2 separate regions of the Homo sapiens genome follow, and region 1 is linked to region 2. Evidence: read pairs that join two places in POLR2A ChIA-PET (ENCODE). Cell type or tissue: Panc1. All regions are shown on one strand. Links, peaks and the distances in the headings refer to the core of each region. The heading gives the core; the rest is flanking DNA.

Region 1 (9,947 bases), core at 2,754-6,753, 180 kb before region 2:
AAAAGACTTTTCCTAAATTCTTTATTTCCAAATAAACACTTATTTATTTATTTCCAAAATAACATCATGTGGTATTTTATAATCATATAAAATGTCATGATCTTAAAGTGAATTTTATTTAACCCTTGAAATATATCATTTTCCTTATATTGTTTTGTCTAGTATAGTATTCATTATCGTTTAGGTAATTATTCCTGGGTTGCTTGAAGGTCTTTTAAGAAAACGCTTAGAGTCAAGTTAAAAAATCAGCAGTGCTTATGTAGAGTTATTGCTGGCTAAGTTTTATATTTTTCTATTAACCTTTTATTCTTTTCTGCAGAAATAATCACAGTTGATAATCTTCCAAATATTTTAAACCTTTCTTATAAGATAGGAGCTGTTTAGAGTGATCAGCAGCCTGTGGAGGAGAGCCCTTTATAGACAAAGTAAATGCAATATGAGGAGACTTTGCAAGTTTCTAATCCCTTTCATATGCATTAGTCATTCAATCCTTTCAATATCCCTGGAGGGAGGACTTGTGATTCCTGCTTCAAAAGGAAAGAAATTCAAGTCTCAAAAGTTTTATGACTGAGAGAGAAGGAAAATGGCGGATAGAAAGCAGGACTAAGTGGCAGCTCCCACTCAGACAGACAGAGCAGCATGTGAAGACTCATATTGTGAACTTTTGCTCCAACAACTACTGAAGAAATATACCATGAAAGCCAGAAGAACCCACAGACCCTCTGAAGGAAGCAGATTGCCTGTAAGCCCCAGAAGACAGCTAAAAAACTGTGAGTGCCCAAAGTGTGAAAGTGTGAAAGAGGGATCATCTGCCCCCGAACAAACATCCTCATTGGGGAACCTGAAGGTCCAGATCATGGGAGAAGGATTTGATCTTATCTGGAGCTGAGAGAAATTTAGAGCACAGTATTAGGAGAAGTAGCAGGGAAGCCATTTCTGACTTTGTCTTGCAGAGGTCCTTGGGGAGGGCTGCCAGAGGAACTGGGAAGAGACCACAGGGAGAACTTTCCAGCTGAACTTTTTAACAATTTTGAACTAACATGAAGTTTTCTGGACAGAACCTGGGGGAAGGGGTGAAATGGGAGTGCAGGCACAGCACAGAAGCCATGGCAGGTGGGGGAGGTGCAAAACCTGAAAGCCCTGCTTGCTTTCACAGCCAGGAGGCTGGTAGCCTGGGGCAACTTCTGAGCCCTGCTCATCCATTGCCTGGAAATAAACTTAATGCTGTTGTTGGGGGCATGGTGGGAGTGACACTGGCCTTTTGGGCTGTGTGGGAGCTGGGTGAGGCCTGTAACTGCCGGCTTTCCCCTGCTTCCCTAGCAACCTGCATGACACAGCAGAGGTACCCATGTTCCCAGGAGGATAATAAATCCTCCTCAGAACATAACTCCATTGGCCTGAGAACCACATCCTCAATCCCCACAGCAGCCACAGCAAGCCCTGCCCCAGCAGAGTCTGAGCTAAGACATATCTAGCCCTGTCCCCACCTGATGGTCTTTCTCTACTGGATCTGGTAGTGGAAGACAAAGGATATAATCTCTTAGGAGTTCTAAGGCCCCGCCCACCAACTGATCTTCTCTATACTACCAGGGGTGATGCACTCCTGAAAGCCCCACCTCCTAGCAAGAGGCCAGCCAAAACAAAACTAGTGCAATAAACAACACTACAAGTAAAGAATCTCACAGAGTCCATTTCACTCCCCTGCCACCTCCACCAGAGCAGGTGCTGGTATCCATGGCTGAGAGATCTGACCATGGTTCACAACACAGGACTCCATGCAGACACCCTCCAGTACCTACTCGAAGCCTGGTTCTAGATGGCTAGGTCCAGAAGATAAATAACAATCACTTCACTTTGGATCCTAGGATGCCACATCCCTAGGGGAAGTGGGAGAGCACTGCATCAAGGGAGCACCTCGTGGGACAAAAGAATCTCAACAGCAGCCCTTGAGTCCAAGATCTTTCCTCTAACATAGTCTATCCAAATGAGAAGGAGCCAGAAAAACAATTCTGGTAATATGACAAAACAAGGTTCTTTAACACCCCAAAAAGACCACACTAGCTCATTATCAATGGATCTAAACCAAGAAGAAATCCCTAAATTGCCAGAAAAAAAATTCAGAACATTGATTTTTAAGCTAATCAAAGAGGCACCACAAAAAGGTAAGGTCCAACTTAATGAAATAAAAAAAAAAAAAATACAAGATATGAAGGGAAAAATCTTCAGTGAAATAGATAGCATAAATAAACAATCACAACTTCTGGAAATCAAGGACACACTTAGAGAAATGCAAAAAAAAAAATACTGGAAAAACTCATCAATGACATCAAACAAGCAGAAGAAAGAACTTCAGAGCTTGAAGACAAGGTTTTTGAACCAACCCAATCCATAAAGGCAATGAAAAAAGAATTTAAAAAGTGAACAGAGCCTTCAAGAAGTTTGGAATTATTTTAAATGCCCAAACCTAAAAATAATTGGTGTTCTTGAGGAAAAAGGGAAATCTAAAAGTTTGGGAAACATATTTGAGAGTATCATCGAAGAAAACTTTCCCAGACTTGCTAGTGATCTATACATCCAAATATAAGAAGCTTAAAGAATACCTGGGAAATTTATTTTAAAAAGATAATCACCTAGGCACTTATCAGGTTATCTTAAGTCAAGATGAAGAAAATAATCTTGAAAGTTGTGAGGCAAAAGCACCAGGTAACCTGTAAAGGAAAACTTAGCAGATTAAAAGCAGATTTCTCAACCGAAATCCTACAAGCTAGAAGGGAGTGGGGCCCTATCTTCAGACTTCTTAAACAAAACAATTATTGGCAAAGAATTTTTTATCCAGCTGAACAAGAATTCATAAATACTGGAAAGATACACTCTTTTTAAGACAAATAAATGCTGAGAGAATTCACCAGTCCAAGCCAACACTAAAAGAACTGCTAAAAGGAGCTCTAAATCTTGAAACAAATATTTGAAATACACCAAAATAGAACCTCTTTAAAGCATAAGTCTCACAGGACCTATAAAACAAAAACACAATAAATAATTTTTAAAAGGGTATTCAGGCAACAAATATTAATAGCATGATGAATAAAATAGTATCTCACATCTCAATACTAATGTTGAATGTAAATGGCTTAAACAATCCACTTAAAAGATACAGAATGGCAGCATGGATAAGAATTCACCAACCAAATATCTGCTGTCTACAAGAGACTCATTTAACACATAAAGACTCACATAAACTTAAGGTAAAAGGGTGGAAAAATATATTTCATGCAATCAGACACTAAAAGTGAGCAGAAGTAGCTATTTTTATACCAGACAAACTTTAAAGCAACAGCTATTAAAGAGACAAAGAGAGACATTATATAATGATAAAAGGACTTGTCCAACAGGAAAATATCACAATCCTAAATATATATGCATCTAACACAGGAGTTCCCAAATTTATCAAACAATTACTATTAGACCTAAAAAATGAGATAGACAGCAACACAATAATAGTGAGGGACTTCAATACTCCACTGACAGCACTAGACAGGTAATCAAGACAGAAAGTCAACAAAGAAACAAAGGATTTAAACTATACCCTAGAACAAATGGACTGAACAGATATTTACAGAACATTCTACCCAACAACTGCAGAATATATATTCTATTCATCAGCATATGGAGCATTCTCCAAAATAGACCATATAATAGGCCACAAAACAAGTCTCAATAGATTTTTAAAAATTGAATTATATCAAGCACTCTCTCAGACCACAGTGGAATAAAATTGGAAATCAATTCCAAAAGTAACTCTCCAAACCATGCAAATACATGGAAATTAAATAACCTGCTCCTGAATAATCATTGGGTTAACAATGAAATAAAGATAGGAATTAAACAATTATTTGAACAGAATGATATCAGTGACACAACCTATAAAAACCTCTGGGATATGGCACAGGCTGTGCTAAGAGGAAAGTTCATGGCCTTAAGTGCCTACATCAAAAAGCCTGAAAGAGCACAAATAGACAATCTAAGATCACACCTCAAGGAGCTAGAGAAACAAGAACAAACCAAACCCAAGCCCAGCAGAAGAAAAGATATAAACAAAATCAGAGCGAACTAAATGAAATTGGAACAAACAAATAAACCAAAAAAAAAAAAAGAAAAAGAAAAAGATAAATGAAATAAAAAGCTTGTTATTTGAAAAGTTCAATAAAATTGATAGACCATTAGAGAGTCACCAAAAGAATAAAAGAGAAGATCAAAATAAGCTCGATTAGAAATGAAATGGGAGCTGTAACAACAAATACAACAGAAATACAAAAGATCACTTAAGGCTGCTATGAGCAGCTTTACACACATAAACTAGAAAACCTAGAGGAGATGTATAAATTCCTGGAAATATACAACTCTGCTAGAATAAACCAGGAAGAAATAGAAACTCTGAATGGACCAAAAACAAGCAGCAAGATTGAAATGGTAATTAAAAAAATTGCCAACAAAAAAAAGACCAGGACCAGATGGATTCACAGCTGAATTCTATCAGCCATCTGAAGAAGAATTGGTACCAATCTTATTAACACCATTCCACAAGATAGAGAAAGAGAATCCTTCCTAATTCCATGAAGCCAGTATCACCCTAATACCAAAACCAGGAAAGGAAATAACAAGAAAAGAAAACTACAGATCAGTACCCCGATGATTATAGATGCAAAAATCCTTAACAAAATACTAGCTAACAACATCCTACAGTATACCAAAAAGATAATCCACCATGATCAAGTAGGTTTCATACCAGAGATGCAGGGTTGGTTTAATATCTGCAAGTCAATAAATGTGGTACACCACATAAACAAAATTAAAAATAAAAATCAAATAATCATTTCAATAGATGCAGAAAAAGTATTTGACAAAATCCAGCATCCCTTTATGATTAAAATCCTCAGCAAAATCAACATAGAAAGGACATACCTTAGTGTAATAAAAGCCGTCTATGATAAACCCACAGCCAACATAATACTGAAAGAGGAAAAACAGAAAGCATTCCCCCTGAGAACTGGAAGGAGACAAGGATGCTCACTCTCAACATTTCTATTCAACATAGTACTGGAAGTTCTACCCAGAAGACTCAGACAAGAGAAAGAAATAAAGGACATATGTAAATCAGTAAAGAGGAAGTCAAACTGTCACTGTTTACTAATAATATGATCGTATACCTAGAGAACCCTAAAGGCTCATCCAAAAACTCTTAGAACTGATAAATGAATTCAGCAAAGTTTCAGGATACATAATTAATGTACACACATCAGTAGCTCTGCTATACACCAACAGCAGCCAAGCTGAGAATCAAATCAAGAACTCAAATCATTTTACTATAGCTGCAAAAAAATTAAAATACTTACGAATGTACCTAACCAAGGAGGTGAAAGATCTCTGCAAGGAAAACTACAAAACACTTCTGAAAGAAATCATAGATGACACAAACCAATGGAAACACATCCCATGCTTATGGAAGGGTAGAATCAATATTGTGAAAATGACCATATTGACAAAAGCAATCTACAAATACAGCGCAATTCCTATCAAAATACCACCATCATTCTTCACAGAACTAGGAAAAACAATCTTAAAATTAATATGGAGCCAAAAAAAGAGCCCGCATAACCAAAGCAAGACTAAGCAAAAACAAACAAACAAAAAACAAATCTGGAGGCATCACATTACCTGACTTCAAACTATACTAATACTGCCATAGTCACCAAAACAGCATGCTACTGGTATAACAATAGGCACATAGACCAATAGAACAGAATAGCGAACCCAGAAACAAAGCCAAATACTTAGAGCAAGCTGATCTTTGACAAATCAAACCAAAACATAAAGTGGAGAAAAGGCACCCGATTCAACAAATGGTGGTAGGATAACTGGCAAGCCACGTGTAGGAGAATGAAACTGGATTCTCATTTCTCACCTTATAAAAAATTAACTCAAGATGGCTGAAGGACTTAAGTCTAAGACCCAAAACCATAAAAATTCTAGAAGATCACATTGTAAAAACCCTTCTAGATATTGGCTTAGGCAAAGACTTCATGACCAAGGACCCAAAACAAATGAAACAAAAACCAAGACAAATAAATGTGACTTAGTTAAACTGAAAAGCTTCTGCACAGCAAAAGAAACAAACCACAAAGTTAACAAACAACTCAAAGAGTGGGAGAAAATCTTTGAAATTTATACATCCAGAAAGGACTAATATCCAGAATCTATGAGGAACTCAAACAAATCAGCAAGAACAAAACAAAAAATTCCATCAAAAAATGGGCTAAGGACATGGATAGACAATTCTCAAAAGAAGATACACAAATGGCCAACGAACATATGAAAAAATGCTCAACATCACTGTCAGAGAAATACAAATCAAAACCACAGTGCAATACCACATAGGGTACAGTGTACACTGCTCAGGTGATGGATGCACCAAAATCTCAGAAATCACCACTAAGGAGCTTATTCATGTAATCAAACACTACCTGTTCCCCAAAAAGCTATTGAAATAGAAAATAAAATAAAGAACCATTGATTGTTTTTATTCCTTTCCTGGGGGAAAATGCTTCCACTTCCTTCAAGACAAGATTCTTTTCTTCAGAGCCAGATCTATTTCCCAGCGAAATCACCAGAAACGCTGGCTGTCATTGCCAGTTGTTAACGGGTACTAACAATAGTATCTGCTCTAACAGAGCCAACCACACAAATAGAAGGATTTGATGGCCTCTCCTTGGTATGACTTAAGGACAGTGGAGATATCTCCATGCAGAAATCCCTCCCAGACTACCTGAGTCCTGCTGCCTGAAACTCTGTTAGTGAATCATTTCTTTACATTAAGCATTGCTTTCTGGAAAACATTATTCAAAGAGGTAACATATTTAAGTCAGTTTGGTGGTCAAGAGAATGGGAAGGAGGCACTAAAGAAAGAGGAAAAGAGGAAGATAATTGAACGAAAAATAATTTTTTTAAGTTTTATTATTTAACCAAGGTCATACCAACTCATAAGAGGTAGAGCAGGGAAATGACTTCAGGTTTTCTTGTTTTTAGTTTATGTTTCTATGAGCAAAGCAATCATGAAAATGTATCATGAAATCTTACCTTAATATCTTCAGTAATTGCTTTGTGTTCCCACGTGACTTCCCTTTTTAGTTTTCACTTTTCTCTCGTCAAATGAAAAACAATTCAATTTATGTAAAGAGAGATTTTATCGCAAGAGGGAAGGAACGGATTATTGCAATAGTGGGAGGGAGACAGAGCAGATGACTGTTGAAACAGGGAGACTCTGCAAGCCTCTTAAATGTTGGGTAAAGAAGGGCTTTTCTTTTGTGAAAGGGAATAACCAAGGCCTGAGAGAACCTGGTGTCGGGGAATAGGATGAGCAAAGGTGAAATCATTATACAGCCGATCAGGAAATGCTGTATCCTAAGGTCAGTCTTTTCTTGAGAGAGACCTATAAGGAGGGATTGTTTGCTGGTTGCAGGGTCTAGAGGAGAAAAGAATCTTAACAAGCATTTTGCTCCAATGTGTCTGTGGGGAAGAAAACAATTGAGCTAATTGTTTATGAGACATAGAACCAGAATTTAAGGAATCTGTGTCTGGCTTTGTCATAGGTAAACAAGGAAGCATCTGTGAGGCTAATGTAAGTCCTATGGGGATGGGAGGTTTGTGTGGTAAGCTATTTCAGAAAACAGAAAAGTGGGAAATTTCTCAACCATTGCTGTATCCCAGAATCACAGGACTCTGGTAAACTTTAACAATTCCACTCTTCGGGTTGTAAACATTTTTCCTGATAAGAAAATCCACTGAAGTCCTGAGATATAACAGTCTTCCCATGCTCTCTGGCATTTATGAGAGCTTCCTATTAATAAATGTATCGCACACAGTGGTATATCCACTCATAAAGTCTCCTAATGCATGTCAGGGTAGGATCAGCATTTATAAAAAAAAAAGTAAAGTCGGGGAAATTTGAACAAATCACCACAGAAGTGAAGTTAGTAAATCAAAGTAATTTAGGGTCCACATCAGTTTCTCTTCAAATTTCTAATCATAAATATTGCTTTGTTTTTGTATATTTTTATTTTCTCTTGGGCAAAAAAATGCTATCTATGCATACTTAATATATTAAATACGTTTGTTAATTCAATTAAAACTTGTAAAATATTATGCAAATATAAAATATATTTAGTACTTATCCTAGTGAAATTGAGTAAGAAGTATCAATCTGATATATGAGATCCACTGCTTGGTCACATATGACATTCACTGCTTGGTCAGTCTGCAATATTTCAGGCTATTTCTGTGATATTTCAAATAAATTTTAAAAATAGAAAAGAAAACATTCTGCAATGTTTCCCACTATGCATGTTACTAGCTGCTGCATGTCATAAAAAGGATAATGTTGATTCTTCAAAACTTGTATTTCATTACAGGCCAAAACCTTTACTGCACTGCAACATAGTCAATGACTCTTTTCATTGTGTTGCCTCTTAACCACAAACGTACTTCTATTATTTTACTTACCACAAGGTCTTGATATTTAATCACAATTCTGACTTGACAAAGATATGAGGAAAACAGAGGAAATCATGTTTGACATAGACAAGTTAATTTATAATGATAGTGTATACATTTTATTATCTATGATCATTGCATTACTAATATGATAATTAATAATTGCTTAGCTTAGTGTCTGTTCCTACTTATGTCCCAGCCATAAATAATAATGTCAATAAAAAAAATAATAAGGAAAAATAAGAAGAAAATGAAAAGTTTATTGAACATCGTATAACTTGCCTTTTTTAATTATTACTAAAATCCTTCTAGGCAAGTACTATTATTTATTTTCAATTTACAGATTATAAAATCTAGGCTTAGAACAAAGTCACCAGGATAGGACTATAACTCAATAATTTGTGCTGTTAGTATATCATATCTAAATTATATAATCAAAAGAGAGCATTAATTCAGGCCAGAAAAATGAGAAAAGCAAAGTCACTTTTTAACATTTCTCTAAACCTCTTGATCCTGAGTTTCCTGGGAGGTACACAAGATTGAATTTTATTTTTTCACTTATTTTACTTTTGGCCTTATTTCTTCATTTCCAGTTTACTGGTTTTATATTCAGTAGTTGTTTTATAATAAAAATAAGGATAATAAAATTAGCTAACATTTGTCCAGCACTTGTTTGCCAGATACTGTTCTAAGCACTTTACATATATTAATTCGTAATCCAACTCAAGCCATCTGGCCCCTAATGCATACTCTTAAAAATAATACAATACAGACTCATCTAATAAATGGTATACAACTATTTTTTTTACAAAGGGAAGCATAAATAAAATCAAATGCCATAAAACATTTTTAAATAAAATGGTGCATACCTCTCTCCAGTCTTTGTACATGATAGTCATTATCTCTTTATACTTACACTAGTAAGTAGAAAAATGGGAAAATGTGAACACTCACAAGTCATATACTTTAATGCTACATTGCCTGAAAACTCATGCAAGCCCAAGTAGACAATATACACATTTCCTATTTTATTTGACAATTAAATTATTTTCAAAATAACTTTTCTTAGCCACTGCCCTACTATGGGTATCAAATACACATGAAAAATGTGGTCTCTTTCTTTAAGTGTGGAGAAAGTAAATTAAACAAATTCAAACTTCTAGCTTCTGTTTCCATAGAATAATACAATGGTCCTTAATTGAGAAATTTCAGTCTAATGAAGAGCGTTTTATAGTTCATACTATTTTTACGTGTTTTTCAGCAAGGTCCAATTTGTGTAGAAGTCATGGAGAACTGGGAAATAATCATTGGTTGAGTGTTTACCTTATGTTCTTAGTTTGCACAGTGTCAGACAATTGTGGGAAAGAAAGGACACAATTGTTGCTCATATGTATACAGTT
Region 2 (9,947 bases), core at 2,367-6,366:
TTTACACTACCACTGACAGTGTATAAGTGTTCCTTTCTCCACAACCTTGCCAGCACCTGTTATCTTTTGATTTTTTAGTAATAGCCATTCTGACTGGTATGAGATTGCATCATATTGTGGTTTTGACTTGCATTTCTCTAATAATCAGTGATATTGAGCTTTTTTTCACATGCTTTGGGGTCATATGTGTGTCTTCTTTGAAAAGTGTCTGTAAATGTCCTTTGCCCACTTCTTAATGGGGTGATTTGTCTTTATTTTGTAAATTTAAGTTCCTTATAGATTCTAGATATTAGACCTTTCTCAGATGCATAGTTTAAAAACATTTTCTTCCATTCTGTAGGTTGCCTGTTTATGCTGTTGAAATTTCTTTTGCTGTGCAGAAGCTCTTTAGTTTAATTAGATTCTATTTGTCCATTTTTGCTTTTGTTCCAATTGCTTTTGTTGTCTTTACCATGAAATCTTTGTCAATTCCTATGTCCAGAATGGAATTACTTAGGTTGGTTTTGTCATTTACCCAAATGATGTTGTTTAATTACCATATAATTGTATAGTTTTGAGTGATTTTCTAAATCTTGAATTTTATTTTTATTGCACTGTGGTCCAAGAAAGTGGTTGGTGTAATTTCAGTTCTTTGTATTTGCTGAGGATTGTTTTATGTCTGATTATGTGATCAATTTTAGCATATGCACCATGTAATTACATAGTTTTGAGTGATTTTCTAAATCTTGAATGTTATTTTTATTGCACTGTGGTCCAAGAAAGTGGTTGGTAGGTTTCAGTTCTTTATATTTGCTGAGGATTGTTTTATGTCTGATTATGTGGTCAATTTTAGCATATGTGCCATGTGGCAAAGAGAAGAATGTATATTTTGTTGTTTTTGAGTGGAGATTTCTGTAGAGGTCTATCAGGTCCATGTGGTCTAGTATTGAGTTAAGATCTTGAATATCTTTACAAATTTTCTGCCCTAATGATCTGTCTAATAATGTCAGTGAGGTGTTGAAGTTTCTCAGTGTTATAGTGTGGAAATCAAAATCTTTTTGAAGGTCTCTAAGAATTTGCTTTATGAATCTGGGTGCTCCTGTTCGGTGAATATGTATTTAAGATAATTAGGTCTTCCTGTTAAATTGAACCCTTTACCATTATGTAATGCCCTTCATTGTCTTTTTTAATCTTTGTTGGTTTACATTCTGTTTTTTCTAAAATTAGGATCACAACCCTTGTTATTTTCTGTTTTCCATTTGTTTGGTAGATTTTTCTTCATCCCTTTATGTTGAGCCTATGGGTGATATTGCATATGAGATGGGTATCTTGAAGACAACATTCCACTGGGTCTTGCACATTTAGCCCGTTTGCATCAAGATTACATTGATATGTGTGGATTTGATATTATCATTATGTTGTTAGCTGCTTATTATGCCAACTTGCTTGTGTGGCTTCTTTATCATGTCACTGATCTGTGTAGTTTAGTGTGCTTTTGTAGTGGCTGGTTATGAATTTTCCTTTCTATATTTAGAGATTCTTTTAAGAATTCTTGTAATGAAGGTCTGAAAAGAAAAAATTCCCCCAGCATTTGCATGTGTGAAAAGGATCTTATTTCTCCTTCACTTATGAAACTTAGTTTAGTCGGATATGAAATTCTTGGTTGGAATTTCCTTTATTTAAGAATGTTGAATATAGTCACTCAATCTCTCCTGTCTCATAGGGTTTCTGCTCAGGTCAGCTACTATTCTGATGAGCTTCACTTTTAGGTAACCTGTTCTTTCTCTCTAGCTGCCTTTACCATGTTTTCTTTCATTTTGACCTTAGAGAATCTGAAGATTTTGTGTCTTGGAGATGATCTTTTTGTGAATTATTTTGGAGGAGTTCTCTGTGTTTCCTGAATTTAAGTGTTGTCCTCTGTAGCTAGGTTGGGGAAGTTATTCCTGATGACATTGTGAAATCTGTTTTCCAAATTTCTTCCATTCTGCCCATTTTTTCCAGGGATGCCAATAAGTAATAGATTCATTATCTTTACATAATCCCATATTTCTTAGAGGCTTTGTTCATTCCTTTCCATTGTTGTTTTTCTCTATTCTGTCTGTCTTATTTCAGAAAACCAGCCTTGAGGCTCTTGAGTCTTTCTTCAGCTTTGTCTGTTCAGCTGTTAACACTTGCAATTGCATTATATATTTCTTGTATTGTGTTTTTCAGCTCTATCTGGTCAGTTACATTTTTTTCCACTTTAAGTTCTAGGATACATGTGCTGAATGTGCAGGTTTGTTACATAGGTATACATGTGCCACAGTGGTTTGCTGCACCTATGAACCCATCATCTAGGATTTAATTCCCGTATGCATTAGGTATTTGTTCTAATGCTCTCCCTCCCCTTTCCCTCCACCCCTCAACAGGCCCAGGTGTGTGATATTCCCCTCCCTGTGTCCATGTGTTCTCATTGTTCAACTCCCACTTATGAGTGAGAACATGCGATGTTTGGTTTTCTGTTCCTGTATTAGCTTGCTGAGAATGATAATTTCTAGCTTCATCCATGTTCCTGCAAAGGACATTGACTCATTCTTCTTTATGAATGCATATTCCAAGGTGTATGCATATTCCAAGGTGTATAGGTTCCACATTTTCTTTATCCAGTCTATCATTGATGGGCATTTGGGTTGGTTCCAATTCTTTGCTATTATAAATAGTGCTGCAATAAACATATGTGTGCATGTATCTTTATAATAGAATGATTTATATTCTTTTGAGTATATACCTAGTAATGGGGTTGCTGGATCAAATGGTATTTCTGGTTCTAGATCCTAGAGGAATTGCCACACTGTCTTCCACAATGGTTGAACGAATTTACACTCCCACCAACAATATAAAAGTGTTCCTATTTCTCCCCATCCTCACCAGCATCTGTTATTTCCAGACTTTTTAATGATCACCATTCTAACTGGCATGAGATGGTATCTCATTGTGGTTTTGATTTGCATTTCCCTAATGACCAGTGATGATGAGATTTTTTTCATATATTTGTTAGCCACACAAATGTCTTCTTTTGATAAATGTGTGTTCATATCTTTTGTCCACTTTTTGATGGAGTTGTTTGTTTATTTCTTGTACATTTGTTTAAGTCCCTTGTAGATTCTGGGTATTAGACCTTTGTCAGATGGATAAATTGCAAAAATTTTCTCCCATTCTGTACGTTGCCCGTTTACTCTGATGATGGTTTATTTTGCTGTGCAGAAGCTCTTTAGTTTAATTACATCCCATTTGTCAATTTTGGCTTTTGTTGCAATTGCTTTTGGTGTTTTAGTCATGAAGTCTTTGCCCATGCCTATGTCCTGAATGGTATTGCCTAGGTTTTCTTCTAGGGTTTTTATGGTTTTAGGCTTTGCATTTAAGTCTTCCATCCAGCTTGAGTCAATTTTTGTGTAAGGTGTAAGGAATGGGTCCACTTTCAGTTTTCTCCATATGGCTAGCCAGTTTTCACAGCACCATTTATTAAATAGGGAATCTTTTCCCCATTGCTTGTTAACGTCAGGTTTGTCAAAGGTCAAATGGTTGTAGATGTGTGGTGTTATTTCTGAGGCCTCTGTTCTGTTCCATTGGTCTATACATCTGTTTTGGTTACCAGTACCATGCTGTTTTGGTTACTGTACCTTTGTAGCATGGTTTGAAGTCAAGTAGTGTGATGCCTCCAGCTTTGTTATTTTCGCTTAGGATTGTTTTGGCTATATGGGCTCTTTTTTTTTTTCTTTTGTTCCATATGAAATTTAAAGTAGTTTTTTTCTAGTTCTGTAACAAAAGTCAATGGATAGCTTGATGGGAATAGCATTGAATCTATAAATTACTTTGGGCAGTATGGACACATTCTTTTCTACACTGACTATTTTGTCTGCAGCTCCTGTATCATTTTATTGTGATTCTCAGCTTCCTAAGATTGGGTTTAAACATTCTCTTGAATCTCAATGATCTTTGTTTCAATCCATATTCAGAATTCTATTTCTGTCATTTCAGCCATTTCATTTCAGTTAAGAAGGCTTGCTGGGGAACAAGTGCAGTCGTTTGGAGGAAAGAAAACATTTTGGCTTTTTGAGTTGTCAGAGATCTTGCACTCGTTCTTTCTAATCTTTGTGGGGTGATGTGCATTCAGTTTTTGAGGTTGGTGCCCGTCGGATTTTTTTTTCTTTTCTTTATTTGATGAACTTGGGGGTTTTGATTGTGGGAGAAGGAGGGTTTAGTTGACTGGATTTGTATCTGGAAGATTTTAGGGGCCAAGGCTCAGCTCAGTGCTTTGGGACTGTATGCTCTACCTCTGAGACTGGTATTAGGCCCCAGCTTTGATTTTTGGCTCTTCCAGTTTAGGAACCTACTGCACTGGAGGCACTGAGGTGCTCCTGGATTGCTAGTCACAACTCTCTGATGAGTGTTGCCAGCCAAAGCCCTTTTTAGGGCAGTAGCAGCAGGATCCATTCTCATTTGCATATGCCAGCAGCAGCAGCAGTAGCAGTGTGGTGGGGTGCATGCTCATTGGCTGTGGCAGTGTGCTATTGGGTGCCAGGGTGCTGGCCTCTGTGAAGATGTTCACAGCAATGGCAATGGCAACAGGGATTGGGAAGGTGGGGGCCCCCTGCTAGCAACTGTAGCATGTTTGCACTGGTTGTGATGTTAGCTAGGGGTGGAGCACTGGTGGGTGCAGGATTTTGTGCCCCCTCTGTGTGTGTACATGTGGACAGCAGCAATGCTCAGGGTGGAGGTGGGTCTGCTGTTTTCTGTGAATAGTTTTGCACAAGTGGCAGTGTAAGTACAGACTTGGGGTGCTGGGGAGATGGGGCTGGCAGCTTTGTGCCAGTAATACTCTGATGACAATGGCAGTGTAGCTGAGGCGATGGGGTGAGGTTGGTGTGCAGCTATGCCAACAGCAGTGGTATGGCAGGGTCCAGGGACACACACATTCTGGAAAGGAAAAAAGGGCAATGTCTGCCTGCACGTACATACTAGGCAGAGCGATGTGAGGTGAGGCCATGGGAGAGCACATGCAGGAAAAGCCACATAGGGTAGGCTGCAGTGGGAGGAGTACACAGGAGGGCTGGTGTGTGTCCATGGGGATTGTTCTGTTGGAGCACACTGCTGGACAGGTGCAGTCTGCCAGCACAACAGCTATGATGCAAGCCCCTGGGAGGCACTTGGGTGTTCCACTTAAAGCAAAAATGGCCAAGCTTGGGACACCGGAGAGGCCAGCAGACCCAGGGGTACTCAAGTCAGACCGGCTCCATCTCATGCGCAAGACCTCCCTGCAGAGTTCATGTCCAACAATTCCCCTAGGACTAAAGTCTGCTATAGGAGCAAGTCAAGCCAAAGGGGATGGGCATCTCTGGCTATGCTCCACTACAGACACTTCTGCAGCTCCACTACAGACACTCCTGAACCAAACCCTCTGGGTGCCACACTGGCTCAAGTTCTGCCCCACCACTTCCTTAAGCGGATCTCCCTGGCAACTCAAGTGTCCGTGATGCTCAAGGGGTCTCCTTCTACTGGGAAACCAGAGGCCCACAGCGTGAGTGGATTGCTCCTTGCCAGTTCAACTCACCCCTTCCACAGGAGTCGTTAGGGGCCAAGAATAAGTTCTGGTGCCCTGTAGCCCAGTGCATGGTCCCCAGCTTTCTGCCAGTTCAGCCTAGCATCTGTGTCTTCCCTCCATTCACTGTCAATGCCTTCCTTCTGAAGTTCTGCTAGAAGTGCACCAGTCTTTCTGATGTCCTGGTCCCCCAGTGGGAGACATTCTTCCTGGCTTCACCTAATCAGCATCTTGAAGCAGGAATCCACACTTTTTTTAATAGCAACTGTATAATCAATGTCTAGTTCTTAAAGAAAACAAACACTGAATAAACTAATCCCGCTATTATTTTGTTTAAGTATGATAGAAATTATTTATGGAAAGTTGACATCTTTTTGATAGCAATGTATATTTGGAAATAGAGGAAATCTTGACATTGATTCAAATAAAAATATGTCCGTTAGCAGCATTTTAAATATAATTTGTATATTTCTTGCATGTCATTCATATCCCATTTTGATATTACACCCAAGTAAGTTATTTGATCTCCTTATTTTCCTGCTTATAATAGTAATTTTCTCTCTTATTTTTTATCTTTAAAAAATATAAAATTTCCAATATCTACAACTACAATTACGTATTTTCTCCTATTATAATTCATAGTTGTTTTGCTCCTGGTATGAATCCAAGTGGATATTCCTTTAAATGAACTGTTGCATTCAGATTGTTAATTATTTACTGAGATTTTTAAACAATTGTTACACATGAAATTTGACCAGAGCGTTATTTTTCATATTATCTAAGTCAGGTCAGGTTTGTATAACAACCCCATGAAAGCATTTTGAATTTTTTCCCACTTTTCTGTATTCCGGACTCTCTTTAATAGCATTAGAATTTGCTCTGTGTTTATGACTTTCCATGGACATGATGCTTTGTAATGGGGCATGGGGAATAATTTACACATTTGAATACATGTGAAATTGGCTTCTTTAGGGTTTTACATATTTTAGGGAGTCAGTTTCAGAGAAAATAATTGATTGTCTAGGTTATCAAAATGACCTGAATTTTACTGAAGAAATTAGTCTCTTATTCTTTTATCAATGATGATCTTCATTCTCTTTTCTTCTTTGTGTATTTGTAGATGCTCTCATTTCAATTGATTGAATTGTTTATCTATTTAACTTTACCTTTTTAAAATTAAATTAAAGAATTAGTTCACATGTGTCTTTACCTTTTTAAAATTAAATTAAAGAGTTAGTTCACATCATTTTTTTTCTATTTTGGGGTGCCTGAATATATTTCATCCCACTATAACTTTGTTGTCATTAGAATTGTCTTACTGTTCTTTCACTTATGTATGACTTGTAACTGTATAAATTTATTATCATTTATTCCAATTATTGAAACAAGTATGTTAGAAAGGAAGAAGTTAAATTTTTCCTGTTTGCAGACAATATGATCTTATATATAGAAAACCCAAGAGTCCACCAAAAAACTGTTAGAACTAATAAATGAATTCAGTAAAGTTGTAAGACACAAAATCAACAATAAATGATGCTGGACAAACTGGATATCCATATGCTGAAGAATGAAATTTGAACTTTATTTCATACTGTATGCAAAAATAACTTTATTTTACACCATATGCAAGTAGGAAAGTCATTATGGCAAGTAATATTGAGATTCCTAAAATAATTAAAAATAGAATTATCCATATGACCCAACATTCCCAGTACTAGGTGTATATTCAAAGGTAATAAAATCTGTATGTCAAAGAGAAATCTGCCTTTTTATGTTCACTGCAGCATTATTCACCATAGCCAAGATAAGGAAACAACCTAAATATCCATTAACAAATGAATGGATAAAGAATATCTGGTATATTCACACAATTCAATACTGCTTAACCTTAAAAAAGAAGAAATTCTTTCATTTGTAACAACACGAATGAACCTGAAGAGTAAAGTAAGCTGGGCACAGAAAGACAAATACCACATGACCTTACTTATATGTGGAGTCTGAAAATCTTGAGAACATAGAAACAGGGAGTATATTGGTAGTCTCTAGAGCCTGGGGGATGGAGGAATTGAACAGTTGTTCAAGGACACAAAATTTTAGTTAGGAAAATAAGAGATACATTAATATGCACATCAATATTTCTCTACAATAATTGGTGATTACAGTTAATGACAGTATATTATATACTTGAAAATGACTACTAGAGTAAATTTTAAATCTTCTTAATACAAAAAAATGATAAGGAAGTGAGGTAACACGTATGCCAGATATCTTCATTTAACTGTTCTATAATGCATACATATATCAAAACATCATATCATTCAACACAAATATATATAATTTTTACTCATCAATTAAAATTAAACAACAAATAAAACAAAACAATAAACATGTATATTCATTTGAGAAAGTTCCTTTGAGACTATCTTGATGTGTAGGCCTTAAATACTACTGGACTATGCTCTCATTAATGTTTACTATAACTATTACTTCTTATAATTTCTTTCTCTTCATTTCTCAGCCATATTTTGTTGCATTAATTTGTAATATTTGCCTTAAACATTATATACCTGTAGGCATATAAGCATATAAGTTAATAATTTAAATAAACCAATTACTAATTATATTATTTTCAATAGTTAATTGTTTCCTAATTTTAATGATTTACCACAAATTAAATTATCAATATATTTAAATATATGCTTGTATTTAAATACATATGTGTATTTACAATTTTTAAAATTGTTTTGAATTTAAATGTTATATATTAATATCTAACACAAAAAGTAAGAGTTCATGTTTTTACATTCCTTTTTATCTCTCCCCTTTCTCTTTCAAAATTGCTTCATCAGTTGTGATCTTCTCCAGTTTATATCATTTACATATTGTTCAGTCACCAGAGGTTCAAAGGTTGCTTTAGTCTTATTCCTAAAATGAAACTAAATCAATATGCAGTGCCCGTCGTCCTTCTGTTTTTTTATTTTTTTTAACTTTTATTATAAGTTCAGGTACAGGTGCAAGATGTGCTGGTTTGTTAGATAGGTAGATGTGTACCATGGTGTTTAACCACACAGATCATCCCATCATCCAGGTATTAAGCCCAGTATTCATTAGCTATTCTTCCTGATGTTCTTCCTTCCCCTAACCTCCCACAGGTGCCCAGTGTGTGCTGCTCCTCGCATGTGTTCTCATTGTTCAGCTCCCACTTATAAATGAGACCATGCAGGGTTAGGTTTTCTCTTCCTACATTAGTTTGCTGAGGATAATGGCTTCCAACTGCACCCATGTCCCTGAAAAGGACATGATCTCATTCCTTTCTATTGAGCGTAATCCTCCATCGTGTATATATACCACATATTCTTCATCCAGTCTGTCATTGATAGGCATTTGGGTTGATTCCATGTCTTTTCTATTGTGAATAGTGCTGTAATGAACATATGCATGCATGTGTCTTTGTAACAGAATAACTTACATTTCTTTAGGTATATACCTAGTAATGGCATTGCTGGGTTAAATGGTATTTCTGCCTCTAGGTAATGTAAATCATTAAATAACTGATTTATTAGAGGAGGTCACATTTAACTTGTCATTTAATTAGCATTATTTGAATATGAGATTCCTAGAATACACAATATATTACATAATTACTAGTTGATAATGTAAGAATTCATTAACATGTGTTTTGTATACTAATCATATGATTTTGTTTCTACTCTACTTAAACTCTCATTACAATTTTCAGTTTTCCCCTTAAGGGAGAGTTGGGAAATTTAAAGTGGAAGAATATAAAGTAGTTAGCCCAAGGACTGTAATATAATAGACCTAAGGAGCAGTTCTTGCCTTCAACCAGATTTAGGAAGCATACTTTCTCTCAATTATGGAAATTAATGCTAAAGCAATTTTGTTTATATTTTTGTTCATATTCTTTCCTGATTTAATTATTTTAATAAATCATGTCGATAGTTATTTGACTGAAAAACTGGCCAGACATTAGTACATTTGCTTGGATTCTGGTGCCAAGTGAAATACAATTAAAGCAGATTTTTCTTTTGATGAAACGCTGTAAGAATTAGTAAAGCTACTGCTTTCTCAGCTGATTCATTAATTGACCTCAGTTAGAAGTTTTGCAAGGAGGAGTAATGACTGCACAATTGACCTTGATGATTAATCCACAAAAGCGTACAAAAGCAAAGGCAAAGAAGATAAAGGGTAAAAATAAAGCCTTGCCGTCTTTCATTTTTTATTCACTGTCAACCTATAGGTCAGTCAGGCAATGAAAATCTCTCACTTTTCATATATAAAACTAAATTCTAACTCAGAAACAAAAGCTTAAAAGAAGCAATTTGCCAAAAAAATGAGTCAAATACAATATGATTTATGTAATATTTAAGTG

What was found. ChIA-PET counts read pairs that join two places held together with the same protein. Peaks named below come from ENCODE experiments on the same cell type or tissue, not always from the same donor. Only the 100,000 strongest peaks of a DNase experiment are listed, where the experiment ranks them.
Region 1: POLR2A ChIA-PET joins it to region 2 with 5 read pairs; 2 of 35 experiments call an interaction of 5 or more read pairs at or near these places.

The regions. Positions count from the first base shown.
Region 1 is chr4:35,355,907-35,365,853 of GRCh38, reverse strand. No RefSeq gene overlaps it. Among named protein-coding and RNA genes, the nearest start is that of ARAP2, 880 kb to the left of the region's middle. In Panc1, for the core only: no CTCF peak of the experiment used is centred there; no DNase peak of the experiment used is centred there; H3K27ac peaks cover 632 bases.
Region 2 is chr4:35,177,255-35,187,201 of GRCh38, reverse strand. No RefSeq gene overlaps it. Among named protein-coding and RNA genes, the nearest start is that of LINC02484, 910 kb to the right of the region's middle. In Panc1, for the core only: no CTCF peak of the experiment used is centred there; no DNase peak of the experiment used is centred there.